2 separate regions of the Homo sapiens genome follow, and region 1 is linked to region 2. A link is a contact called in ENCODE Hi-C data. All regions are on one chromosome and are shown on one strand. Each heading gives the region's core, a stretch centred on a gene start or an enhancer-like site at or near the end of the contact. The rest is flanking DNA. Distances are from core to core; before and after follow the strand shown.

The links. Hi-C counts contacts between places; a loop is a spot of excess contacts on that map. Pooled maps may share reads with other maps.
Region 1: a loop to region 2 is called in a pooled map, with 5 times the contacts of the local background. The contact joins two enhancer-like sites. A Hi-C loop is called at or near these places in 2 of 37 single-sample maps with no recorded cell type and 5 of 50 pooled maps.

The regions. Positions count from the first base shown.
Region 1 is chr1:182,422,914-182,429,128 of GRCh38, reverse strand. No RefSeq gene overlaps it. Among named protein-coding and RNA genes, the nearest start is that of LINC00272, 18 kb to the right of the region's middle. Within about 2 kb of position 2,593, at least 2 of the 41 ENCODE cell types and tissues checked have a DNase peak (open chromatin) inside an H3K27ac peak, as active enhancers do.
Region 2 is chr1:182,295,345-182,301,977 of GRCh38, reverse strand. All of the region lies in intron 2 of LINC01344 (long intergenic non-protein coding RNA 1344), which reads left to right. Among named protein-coding and RNA genes, the nearest start is that of LINC01344, 15 kb to the left of the region's middle. RefSeq lists an enhancer at 1-269. Within about 2 kb of position 1,762, at least 16 of the 41 ENCODE cell types and tissues checked have a DNase peak (open chromatin) inside an H3K27ac peak, as active enhancers do.

The DNA.
Region 1 (6,215 bases), core at 1,344-3,843, 130 kb before region 2:
CCCTATTTGGAAAAAGTATCGTTGAGATGTAATTTTCTAAGTTAAGATGAAGGCGTACTGAAATAGGTTGGCCCCAAATCCAATGCGACTGGTATCTTTATAAAAAGGGAAAATTAGAATGTAGACATAACACAGGTGGATTGCTATAGCTATAACACAGGTTATAGCTATAACACAGGTTATATGGAATGAAGGCAGAGATATGGATAATGCTTATAAGCCAAGGAATGTCAAAGATTGCCCACAAAGCACTAGAAGCGGAGGAAGAGGCCTGGAACAGATTCTCCCTCATAGCCTTCAGAAGGAACCAATTCCGCTGCCACCTTGACCTCAGAATCCTAGCTTCTAGAATATGAGACAATAACTTTCTGCTGTTTAAGCCACTCCATTTGAAGTGCTTTGTGACAGCAGCCCCGGCAAGCTAATATAGTCTCCTTAGGCAGGGGGCTCTAAATGCAGTTCTGAACCGACTTCAGTCAGGATTGCTTTTTCCTTTGGGAGCCTCATCTGCTTGTGCTGGACACCACTGGATTTTACTAATCCAGTACCAGATTTTACATTAATATCTTAGTTTGGCATGTATGCACTCCCTGTACATGGAGTGTGAATTTGGAGAGGCTTCAGATTCTCATGGGAGCTTTGTTTTATTTTCCACCTGGAGCTCTTAGCAGAGAGTAGTTTCTTTTCTATTTCTTGAGCTGGTCGGAGAAGTTCATCCAGCCTCCCTTACGAAGAAGGGACCCCATTTCCAAATTTCCTAATCCAGCTGTTATGTAGGAATCTGAGCTTTATTTCCTTAAGATCATATCTCCTGTCCCCATTTTTGCATGGAAACCCCAGCTATTAGGACTTATATCTGGGGCCAGTCTCACCCTGCCAGCCACAGGATCAACTCATGAACTTGTCTTCTAGCTATGAGTCACATATTATAGTTCATCACCTGGGGATTTTGGTTTTCTTCTTTAGATCTTGACTAAAAACAATTCTTTTTTTTAAGGCTGTATCTTATTTATTTTATCCAGCAAGTCTTTTCCTGCAGGGGTGGGAGGTGGGGAATTAAATCAGCCAGCCATGTTGCTGAAAATGGAAGTCCTTGGAGTAGGTATTAGAGAAAAGTCTGTTTTCTAGAGAAAGTAAGGGCATTTGAGTTGGGGCAGTTCTCACATCCAGGTGGGTGCTTTGTTTCTTCTTGGGGCATGGTTCAGCCAAGCCATTGTAAGCATGTAGTGGGGAGCGGGTGTTCTACAATATGGAAAGAGCTGCTCCTGGAGGCTAAGGTTCCTCCCACAGGAGGGTCCTTAGTGTGACTCTCTCTCCTCCTCTCCATTCTCATCAGGAACCTTTAATACTCAGGAAAAATCAGAGAACATTGCTGGACTGGAATGGAGTCCTGGGCCACCTGAAAAGGATTTCCATTTCTCCTGTCCTTGGAAGGAGAGACATAAGAGAGCCAAGTACAGAAAATCCAAACTACTTAAGTCAAGGTTAGAGCACGACAAATCACCCATTAAACCCTTTTCAGTGTAAGGTTTAGCCTGCTAAACCCTTTTCAGATTATAAGTAAGAGTACCTGCCCACTCTCATTAGCATTATTTCCACCATGGACTCACACCCATAAAAGACAGCCCAGTTTCTCAGGTGAGGGAAACAGATGAGGGTCTGCTACTTTAAGGCCTCTGAGAACATGAAGTCCCTCCTAGGTGGTCTTACCAGTCCCCCTGCATCAACAAGATTTGGTACTGTGGTGCTTTAGCCAAGTATTAATAGTTACCCAGCCCAAGATGTTCCAGAACAGCCTTGTGCCACACCACATTGAAAATCAGGCCTGGGCCCTGAATATGCCACTGCGAGAGGAAACTTGCTTGAGTTTCCCATCAAGAGAAGTGAGAACTTTCATATTACCCAGAGCAACAATTTGCAGTTATTGGGGTCATTCTGAAAGTTGACTCAGGTGCATCAAAATAACTCTCATCATTTGAATGGTCATAAGAATCAACAGCTTGGCTATGAGAACATCAGGCAAGAGAGTACATAGTTATTTTTCCTGATTTTCTGCCTATGCAGATGTAAAAATTATACATAAACATTTTCACACTCTCTGAGCGGAAGTAATGTTACTCACTTTTTTTTTTTTTGAGGTGGAGTCTCACTCTGTCACCAAGGCTGGAATGCAGTGGCACAATCTTGGCTCACTGTAACCTCTGCCTCTCGAGTTCAAGTGATTCTCATGCCTCAGCCTCCTGAGTAACTGGGATTACAGGTGTGTGCCACCATGCCTGGCTAATTTTTTGTATTTTTGGTGGAGATGGGGTTTCACCATGTTGGCCAAGCTCAGCCACCCAAAGTGCTGAGATTACAGGCGTGAGCCATGGTGTCTGGCCATGTCACTCATTTCTGAAGTGAAAAAACTGGCTTTAGCCCCCAAGACTGTCAGGAAATGGACCCTTCATCATCCACCTCGATTTCCCCTTTTCTCTAAGAATCCCACGGCTAATACAGTCTCAAAATCTGTTGAATAGCCAACCATTCTCAGAAAAGGGAGAGGCATGAATAGTGTTCTTGACGTTGCTATGGTAACAAGTCCCCACCCTTCTTACCCTCCACCTCTCACCCTCATCTACCATGGGGAACTGACTTCATAGCTCCCTAGTGCTGTAGCCCACTGAAATAAAGGGGCTGCCACAGCTTGGTTCCTGCTCAAGCCAGCAGGGGCTTTTTTAGGAGGACAGCTCTCTGAGCGACCACATTCACCCTGAGCCACCTCCAACACCAGTGCTCCTTTCATGGGCCTCAGAGCCTTCTGACCCACTGGATCCCATCAGCTCTTGCTGTTTCCTCTGAGGTCTTGCTCAGAATGAGTGATTGCATCTACTGCCAGCCAAACCCACAGTCTTGTGCCCTTCCCAGTCTCTGGGATTTCTTGCAGGGTGGACTGTTGCTTGCTTTTTAATCTCCTAAAACCCAAAAGGTCCATCCTGACCCTTCTTCAATAGTTTGAGTACTGTACCACCAGAAGGGGCTTGCATTTTAGGGAAAAAACAAAAAACAAAGCAAAACAAAAAAACTGTCTTCTCTCCTGGGTGACTAGAAGGATCCAGACTTCAGGAACACAAAGGCTTATTTGCCACCCTTTTGGTAGACCCAGGACAAGAACTTTCATCCCTTCTTTCTTTTTCTTTTTCAGTTTTCCAGTTTTTCTAAATTAATTTTTTAGCCAGGCACAGTAGCTCATGCCTGTAATCCCAGCACTTTGGGGTGGTCAAGGCAGGCGGATCACCTGAGGTCAGGAGTTCAAGACCAGCCTGGCCAACATGGTAAAAACCTATCTCTACTAAAAATACAAAAATTAGCCAGGCGTGGTGGCAGGCACCTGTAACCCCAGCTACGCGGGAGGCTGAGGCAGGAGAATCGCTTGAACCTGGGAGGCGGAAGTTGCAGTGAGGCAAGATAGTGGCACTGCACTCCAGCCTAGGTGACTGAGGGAGACTCTGTCTCAAAAAGGAAAAAAATAATAATTTTTAAAAAGTATCATACATAGGCCAGGTGTGATTGCTCACACCTTTACTCCCAGCACTTTGGGAAGCCAAGATAGGAGGATGGCTTCAGCCCAGGAGTTCAAGACTAGCCTGGGCAACATGACAAGACCCCATCTCTACAAAAAATAAAAAATTAGCTGGGTGTGGTGGTGCATGCCTGTAGTCCCACCAACTTAGGTGGGAGCATCACTTGAGTCTGGGAAGTCACAGCTGCAGTGAGCTGTGATTGTTCCACTGCACTCTAGCCTGGCTGATAGCACAAGACCCTGTCTCAAAAAAAATTTCATATATAATATACTGTGCCACTTATACTTTGATGGCATAATAGCCATTTCTGCTCAATATTTATTTATTTTTGAAATATCTTGTTGATTTAAAGTTGTGTTTTTGTTGATTTACTTTATTATACCAGAAAATGAGGTATGATGACTTTGAGATTTGAAGCTTTTGCTAGTCCTCTGAGCTTAGTAATCGTTATGCACACGAATCACTTTTTAGTGACAATGAAACTTCAGTTTACCTGCCATCAAATTGTTTAGGAAACTGGAATGAAAATAGTTTTTGGTTTTTTAGTCTTAAAACCATTTTAGACATTAATATTGTTAAAGTGTGTTGAGCCATCTCTGCCATCTTTGATAAAGTATTTTGAATGTACTTAACTTTTAATTGTTTATGGCTCACTTACTTATCCTGTCCCACATCATACAGGAGCACCATGAGCGGTGGGAGAAGGATACAGGGTGAGTGCTGTGATTATTTACACTTAGCCCCAAACTGTTAAGATCTTTTAGGATTTTGTTCTGCTTGTCAGAGTTTATTCTCTTGTCAGACTGCTATCTCGTTCTTTCCACTGTCAATGCGAATTTTCTTCTTCAATTAGTATGTTTCTTATAATCTCCTATTATGTAGGGAATGAATCAGTTAGGCAAACTGGTTAACATTGTGTCTAAAGAAAGTAAATTGGCTCTGAGTAAAGTGGCTCTTTGCATAATTCACTACCCAAGACTTCAGAACATTGATTCTAGCTGAAGTTTTTAAGGGTAATCTTTTGTTCTTTTTTTTTTTTTTTTTTTTTTTTGAGACAGAGTCTTGCTCTGTCGCCTAGGCTGGAATGCAGTGGTGTGATCTTGGCAAACTGCAAACTCTGCCTCCCAGGTTCAGCGATTCTCCTGCCTCAGCCTCCCCAGTAGCTGCAATTACAGGTGCACACCACCACACCCAGCTAATTTAGTAGAGATGGAGTTTCACCATGTTGGCCAGGCTGGTCTCCATTCCTGACCTCAGGTGATCCGCCTGCCTCAGCCTCCCAAAGTGCTGGGATTACAGGCATGAACCACTGTGCCTGGCCTGTCCTTTTTTGAACATTCTCTATATTTTGAATACTTGAAGTTTCTTATATATGATTTTTTAAAAGATAGTGGAGTGCAACTGAATGTGGATTCTCAATGATTCCACGATAACACCTAATTCCATGCACAAAAGTGTCAATCTGGGCACCCTTTCACATTTCCTTCTTGTGTGACATCGAATATTGCCCTGTCCTCTCCTCTCTAAGCATTCATGCTGGCAGCACATTGTAATGAAAAAATTGGCTTTCAAAGTTGGGCCATCCAGTTGAATTCCTAATTTTTCTCGCTACATAAACTTGGAAAGTCACATAGCTACTCTGAACCTCAGAAATCATCATCTATTTTAAAAGACTGATAATTGTACTTAGTCACTAGGGGGCTGTCAAAATTGAGAATAATAATGCTAGTAAGAGTATTTTCTAAAAATATTATCATTATCCAAGGCAACATTTTCACATGTCCATGTTTTATCTATTTTATTCTTTCTTTTTTATCTATTTATCTATTTTATTCTTTAAGCTTTTAGTGCTCCTTTGCCAAGGTTTATTGTGAGTTACTCTGTGACAGATGCTAAGTTAGGTTTTATATGTTTTTTATCATTCAATCTCACAAAAAATCCTAATTTATGTTAATAATAATGCCAGTTAGTATCTTCATTTTGAGAATGAGGAAACTGAAGCTTAGAAAGCCTAAGTAATTAACCCAAAGTTCATGCAGTTAATACACGTTACAGTCAGGGTTTAAGTTCAGGCAGACCAAGTCCAGACCCCAGCCCCAAGTCTCCACACAATGACAGAATTCAGATATCTTGGCTTGGGGTGTTGGGGCTGGGGATCAGGGAAATAGAAGAGGTGATTTAGGGGATGAAATTTGCAAAGGCCCCTCCGATCACACCCCAGAGGCAGTCCTGGCTGCTGGTTCCCATAGTTAACCTTCAGAGTTCCACTTTGAAGAAATTCAAACTCCATTCTAGAAGGAGGTGTCAGACTTTCTTCCCTCATAGGGCACAGTGGGCTTCTATGCCTGCCCATATGGAGCTGACACTGCAGCTTCTCCATGGCAGAATGAAACAAGCAAGGCCATAGCACTCAGGGAAATATATCTGATGTCTAGATAATCCCAGCCAGGGCCTAAGACCTCTTCACAGCCCAGCTACTAACCAGCCTTCAGATTTTTTATTTGCAATAAGAATTTGTAGCTTTAGATATTTCATTCCAAGTCAAACAGGTTTATTTGAAAAGAAAAGTAAAAAACAGTTAATAATCCAATAGAAAGCTATAGTTTTGAGCTACTGATAGAGCCAAAACTCACCAGTTTACAAATATTGTCT
Region 2 (6,633 bases), core at 513-3,012:
TTCAGTAGTGTTGACTGGGATTGCACCACCCCCAAGTGCTTGCTCAGAAAATAACAGTAATGCTTTATAGCCTAATCTGGTCTTACACTTTCCAAAGTGGAGGCCAGCTGGTGTTAACAGCATCACGGTGAATAAGCCAAGTGGTGTGTGTGGTGTGTGTGTGTGTGCGCGCGCGTGCATGCTGGTGAGGGTTTTTCAGTGACAGAGAAGGTGTTATCTCTATTTGGAAGGTGGGAAGCAGGGCTGGAATTGGACTGCTGATCCTCTAATGCAAGGCTGATGAAACTTTTTTTGTAAAAGGCCGGATAGTAGATATTCTAGGCTTTGTGGGTCATACATCTGTGTTGTACCTGCTCAGCTCTGTCATTGCAGCGGAAAAGCAGTCTTAGAGAAGATACATAAACAAATGAGTGTGGTTGTGCTTCAGAAAACTCATTTATGAACACTGAAGTCTGAATTTCATATGTTTTTCATGTGGCATGAAATGCTATTCTTGTTTTTGACTTTTCGTACCCCAGTGATTAAAAAATTTAGAAAAATGTTAACTCTTGGGCTAAGTGGGCAGCAGGCAGGATTTGGCCTGCAGCCATGCCATCGTTAGGCCCCATGCTCTAATGCTTAGTTCATCACGACATACCCGGAGTGGCTGGATTTGGGGTGGGGTCATACGGAGGGTGCTGACCTTATGCAGTACTGACTACGTGCCAGTCTCTGTGTTTCAGCACGGTGCATATGCCCACTCATTTCTTTCTTTCTTTCTTTCTTTTTTATTCTACTGCGTGTTCTCTGAACCTGTCATTCATTTCTTACAACAACTGTGTGAGCGAGGAACTAGTGTCACCCAACTTGGCAAGTGATCAGACTGCTCACCCAGCTTGTAACTGTCAGTGTCAGACTTTTACCCAGGTGTCTGGTTCTGAGGTGCATGTTCTTACCACCACATCCTACTACTGCCTCCTATAGCAAAATATCATTGCCATGGAGATCATATGTGATGGGTTATGTTTTTCAAAAACACAGACATTCTTATCAAAATGGGGTCAATTTTCCAAAAAAAAAAAATTGAGGACAAGGAGGACCGAAGGACAGATGTTGACATATCCAGCTGTGGGAAGATTGGCTCAGAATCCCCCAGGACTTAATATACTTTTCTGAATTTGTTATTGAGTTCTTTCTCCAGAAATTTGGAGGAATGCAGATAGTCCTCTTACCCTCTCAAAAGATCTTCCCTCTTGCTCCCTTTCCACCCACCCACCCTCCACCAACACACACACACACACACACACACACACACACACACAGAGTTCCTAGTTGTGCATATTAAACTACTGTCAAGTAATCTATTTGGCATTAGTAGCTAAAGAACAGATGTCAACTTATTGCTGCTTCCAGAGGGCCCTGCCAGATGAATGCAAAAGTTATCAATTCTCCCAGAAGGAATTACCCACAACACTTTTGTGCCTGCCCTTTCCTCCCTGCTGTTTCCAGTTTCTTCTCCTTGGACACCCACCCACTCTGAATCCAACACTTGACAGTGGCTCAAGGCTCTGACCACAGTGACAATGTAAGAAGAGTGGGTGGTCTCAGCCACCCTCTGCAGTTCTGGGAAGTTTACTCCAAGCTTTGCTTCTCCCCAGCCCCCAATTCCCCCTTCCTCCCTGACCTCATAAGCTCATTCCCTTCAAAAATCGGGGTGTGTCTGTCACCCCAGGCAGCAACAGCTGCAGGCCCTGGGAGCTCAGTGGATGGTGATGCAATTCAGTTGGGGGTGGGGGTAGAAGCTGGTGGCTGGGTGAGGGAGATAAGAGGAAACAAAAGGCAGTTAAAAAGATCTGTCAATGAGAAGGATGGTTAGAGCCAGAGGAGGACGTGGGTGTCCCTGAGCTGATGTGAACCTTGCCTCAACTCCTTGGCTTTCTCCCAGTCCTTCTCTTCTGACCCTCAGGGGTCCCTGGAAATCTGCTACCTCCTGAGCAGGGCACTCTCCTCTCCTCTCCCCTCCCCTCCCCTCCCCTCCCTTCCTCTCCCCTCTCCTCTCCTTTCTCTTTCTCTCTTTCTCTCTCCCTTCCTTCCTACCTTCCTTTCTTCCTTCCTTGCTCTCTCTCTCCTTCCTTCCTTCCTTCTTTCTTTCTCTCTCTCCTTCCTTCCTTCCTTCCTTTCTTTCTCTCTTTCTCTCTTTCTTTTTCTTTTTTGAGATGGAGTCTTCCTCTGTTGTCCTGGCTGGAGTGCAGTGGCACGATCTTGGCTAACTGCAACCTTCACCTCCTGAGTTCAAGTGATTCTCCCGCTGCAGCCTCCTGAGTAGCTGGGACTACAGGTGCCCGGCACCAGGCCAGGCTAATTTTTGTATTTTTTTTGGTAGAGACGGGGTTTTGCCATGTTGGCCAGGCTGGTCTCAAGCTTCTGGCCTTAAGTGATCTGCCCACCTTGGCCTTCCAAAGTGTTGGGATTACAGGCGTGAGCCACCGTGCCCGGTCCAGGGTAGTTCTAATACTTTCCCAGTAATCCCCTTTTTATCTCCTTTGCCTTGTTCCCCTCCTACTCCTCGAATCTTTTTGGAGCAAGCTCTGGGGGCACATTTAGGTTGGGGCATAGCTGTGGAGCCACTGGCCACAGGTCTGTCTCTGAGCTTGGTCCTACAGGCCTGTATATGCCTGAGCCACCTTTTCCATAGGGCTTTAGCTCACCTTCTGCCCTCATATAAGGGTGATGGCCTTCGCCAGACACTGTGCTAGACAACAGGAGGGAGCGCCTGTGCCATGGGGTTGGAGGATCTGAGGGCCTTAGTACTGAGGTCACTCCTCAACTTTCAGGATTTTTTTTTTTTTTTTTTTTTGAGACAGAGTCTTACTCTGTCGCCAGGCTGGAGTGCAGTGGCACGATCTCAGCTCACTGCAACCTCCGCCTCCCCGGTTCAAGCGATTCTCCTGCCTTAGCCTGCTGAGTAGCTGGGACTACAGGCATGCACCACCACGCCCAACTAATTTTTTGTATTTTTTGTAGACACAGGGTTTTGCCATGTTGGCCAGGATGGTCTTGATCTCTTGACCTCATGATCCGCCCGCCTCGGCTTCCCAAAGTGCCTGGATTACAGGTGTGAGCCACTGCGCCCGGCCAGGTCACTCAGCTTTCTTCTGGGCTTCTTGATGACACTGGGAGACAGGGAAAAGTGTTCTACATTTGAAAAACAAATTAAAAAATTATTAATCCCCACCATTACTAGAGTCACATTTGCTCACAGTAAAAGACTTGGGCAGCACAGAAATATACAGGAAAGAAGAAAGCAAAGATCACCTGTAACTCCAAACCTGGAGAAAACCTCTCTGGGCATTTTGGTGTATTTCCTTCTCTCTTTGTTCAATGCCTATCTTTATCTCTATCTCTGCTTATAATGCATGGTGTCTATTGGACGTCGTGCTTGTCTCCCCATCCACATTGGCATTGTTTTCTGAGTATTTCCCATTAAAAGTTCTTCCAAAGCAATGATCATTTAATGAACAGGTATTCACCTTCCAAGATGAAGACAATGTTTTTATCTAGGTATTAGCATTGAATTAGTCTTGACTAAGACAATGTTCTTATCTAGGAATTAGTATTGACTATATTAACATCCCCATTTAACACCACACACACACACACACTCATACATACACACACACACACTCACACATACATACTTCTGTCTGAAAGTTTATTAGGAAGGCAGGTAGATGAAACAGCCCTCACTGCAAGGCACAGGCCCTTTACGTGAGATCTATGGGGAGGATGTGGGGCAGGAGGCTGGGGTAAAACATGGGCCTGGGAACATGGCTTCCAGCTACTCGTTGCCCCTCTTGAAATTCCCACCCCTTGACCTAAGAGCTTCCTCTGGGATGGAGTGTGGACCAGCTACCTGACAGGTGGGACCAGGGCTCAAAACTATGTGGGTGACAGGGTGAGGTGGCTCATGCCTGTAATCCCTGTACTTTGGAAGGCCGAGGCGGGCGGATCACATGAGGTCAGGAGTTTGAGACCAGCCTGGGCAACATGGTGAAACTTTGCTTCTACTAAAAATACAAAAATTAGCTGGGAGTGGTGGCATGTGCCTGTAGTCCCAGCTACTCAGGAGGCTGAGGCAAGAGAATTGCTTCAGCCTGGCAGTAGGGGGAAGGGGGGCAGCAGTTTGCAGTAAGCCGAGATCTCGCCAGAGTTTGCAGTAAGCCGAGATCTCGCCACTGCACTCTAGCCTGGGCGACAGAGCGAGACTCTGTCTCAAAACAAAAACAAAAACAAACAAACAAAAAAACCCTATGTGTGTGTATGTTTTGATGCTCAAGAAAGTAAAATGGTCTCTGCAAAAAATAAAACTGGATTGGACAAGGGAGTTTTATCTGTTTTCCTGAGAGTGCCAACATTATGCTCCCACATCATTGTTTATATTCCACATTGCCTGGATTGCCCTTAATCTGGCACATACTCCAGAACAGAATGCACTGTTTTCCTCAGTGATGGTGGCCAGCATACCCTGAAGGCCACCAGCACAGCCTATGTGTCCAGTCTCCAGAGGCAGGACAGAGGTAGTCTTTTGGATTCTTTGGGACTAGCACAGGACAGGATAGTGGAGTGTAGGTGGGGAGGGCAGCCAACAGCAGCTGTGAACCCATCTCAAAGAAATCCCACACGAGGCTGGGCATGGTGGCTCACGCCTGTAATCCCAGCCCTTTGGGAGTCCGAGGCAGCCGGATCATGAGGTCAAGAGATCAAAACCATCCTGGCCAGCATGGTGAAACCCTGTCTCTACTAAAAATATAAAAATTAGCTGGGCATGGTAGTGCACGCCTATAATCCCAGCTACTGGGGAGGCTGAGGCAGGAGAATCACTTGAACCTGGGAGGTGGAGGTTGCAGTGAGTCGAGATCGTGCCAATGCACTCCAGCCTGGTGACGGAGTGAGACTCCATCTGGGGAAAAAAAAAAAAAGAAAAGGAATCCCACACGAGCTTCAAGGGGGTGTCCCAAGGAACGGCTCTAAGACTCTAAGGGTCATGTTTCTCAGCTTTGAGGGTTAGCAGCCAGACGACCCAGGGACTGAGACCACTGGAAGTGGGAAAGAAGTGAGTAGAAAAATGAGGGTGAAGATGAAGAAATAGGAGAAGGGCTGGATTACTCAAGAGGGATACGATCATTCTGAGCCATCCAGAAAATGAGGGAATCATCAGGGTTTTGGTGGGGTTTTTTTTTTGTTTTTTGTTTGTTTGTTTTTTGAGATGGGGTCTTGCACTATCTCTCAGGCTGGAGTGCAGCTCACTGCAGGCTTAAACTCCTGGGCTCGAGAGATCCTCCTGCTTCAGCCATCCAAGTTCCTAGGACTACAGGTATGCACTACCACACCCAGCTAATTTTTATTTTTTGGAGATGGGAATCTTATTTTTTTGCCCAGGCTGGTCTTGAACTCCTGGCATTAAGCCATCCTCCTACCCCAGCTTCCCACAGGCATGAGCCACTGTGCACAGTTTGGGAACCATCAGTTTTTTAAAAAATAGGATTTAATATTTAATATTTCACAAAGAGCATCTATGTATTGCCTGAGAGGATGGGGGAGGGTAGGGCAAAGGTAGAGAAGGGGAAGGTAATCCCTCACTTTTAGTAATTAGGGCCTCAGTTATTTTTAGTAATGCAGGCTCAACAGGTCCTGAATGGGCAGGAAGGAGATGTTAAAGGAGGAAAAAGAGAAAGATGGAAGATAAAAAAAGATAAGAAGATCAGTGTGGTGGCTAACGCCTGTCATCCTAGCACTTTGGGAGGCCAAGGCAGGAGAATTGCTTGAGCCCAGGAGTTCAAGACCAGCCTGGGCAATAAACAGTGAGACCCTGTCTCAGAAAAACAAAAACAAAAACAAAAACAAAACAAAAAATTAAAAAAGGAGAGAAAGCAAGTATGAGTATCCATTGGCAAATATATACTAAGTGTCTACTATGTCTTAGGCTGTGTGCTAAGAACTGGGAATGTAGAATTAAAACTTTCTGATCTGCTGAGAGAGAGAAGAAGGAGGAGGAGAAAGAAGAAGCAAAAGCAAGCAAGAGAGACAGAGGAAGGAAGGAAGGAAGGAAGGAAGAAGGAGGAGGAAGAGAAAGAAGGAAGGAAGAAGGAGGAAGAGGAAGAAGGAAGAAGAAGAAGAATGAAAGCTTTCAAGCCCTGCCTTCAAGGAGCAGTATGCCACAGAAACTTGGTGTACAGATTGTCACTGGTTGTGTTACTGGGCTGCTGCCGAGCTGCCATCCCTTTATGGTTGCTTGTTCTTCAGGAGGAAGTCCAGTCTCCACTGTTAGATGTAATTTGTCTTAGAATCTTTGGAGGGGCCGGACTCTATAAGGCAAACCAAACAAATATCCTTTTTCTTCATTTAAATAGGGTCTGGCATGTTTAACATTCATTCCTTTTTTTTTTCTTTTCTTTTCTTTTCTCTTTTCTTGTCCTTTCTCCTTTCTTCTTTCTTCTCTCTTTTCTTTTTTCGTTCTTTCAGATGGCATTTTGCTCTGCTGCATAGGCTGGAGTGCAGTGGTACAATCTCGGCCCACTGCAGCCATTGACTCTTGGGTTTAAGCAATTCTCCTGCCTCAGCCTCGGGAGTAGCTGGGATTACAGGTACACACCA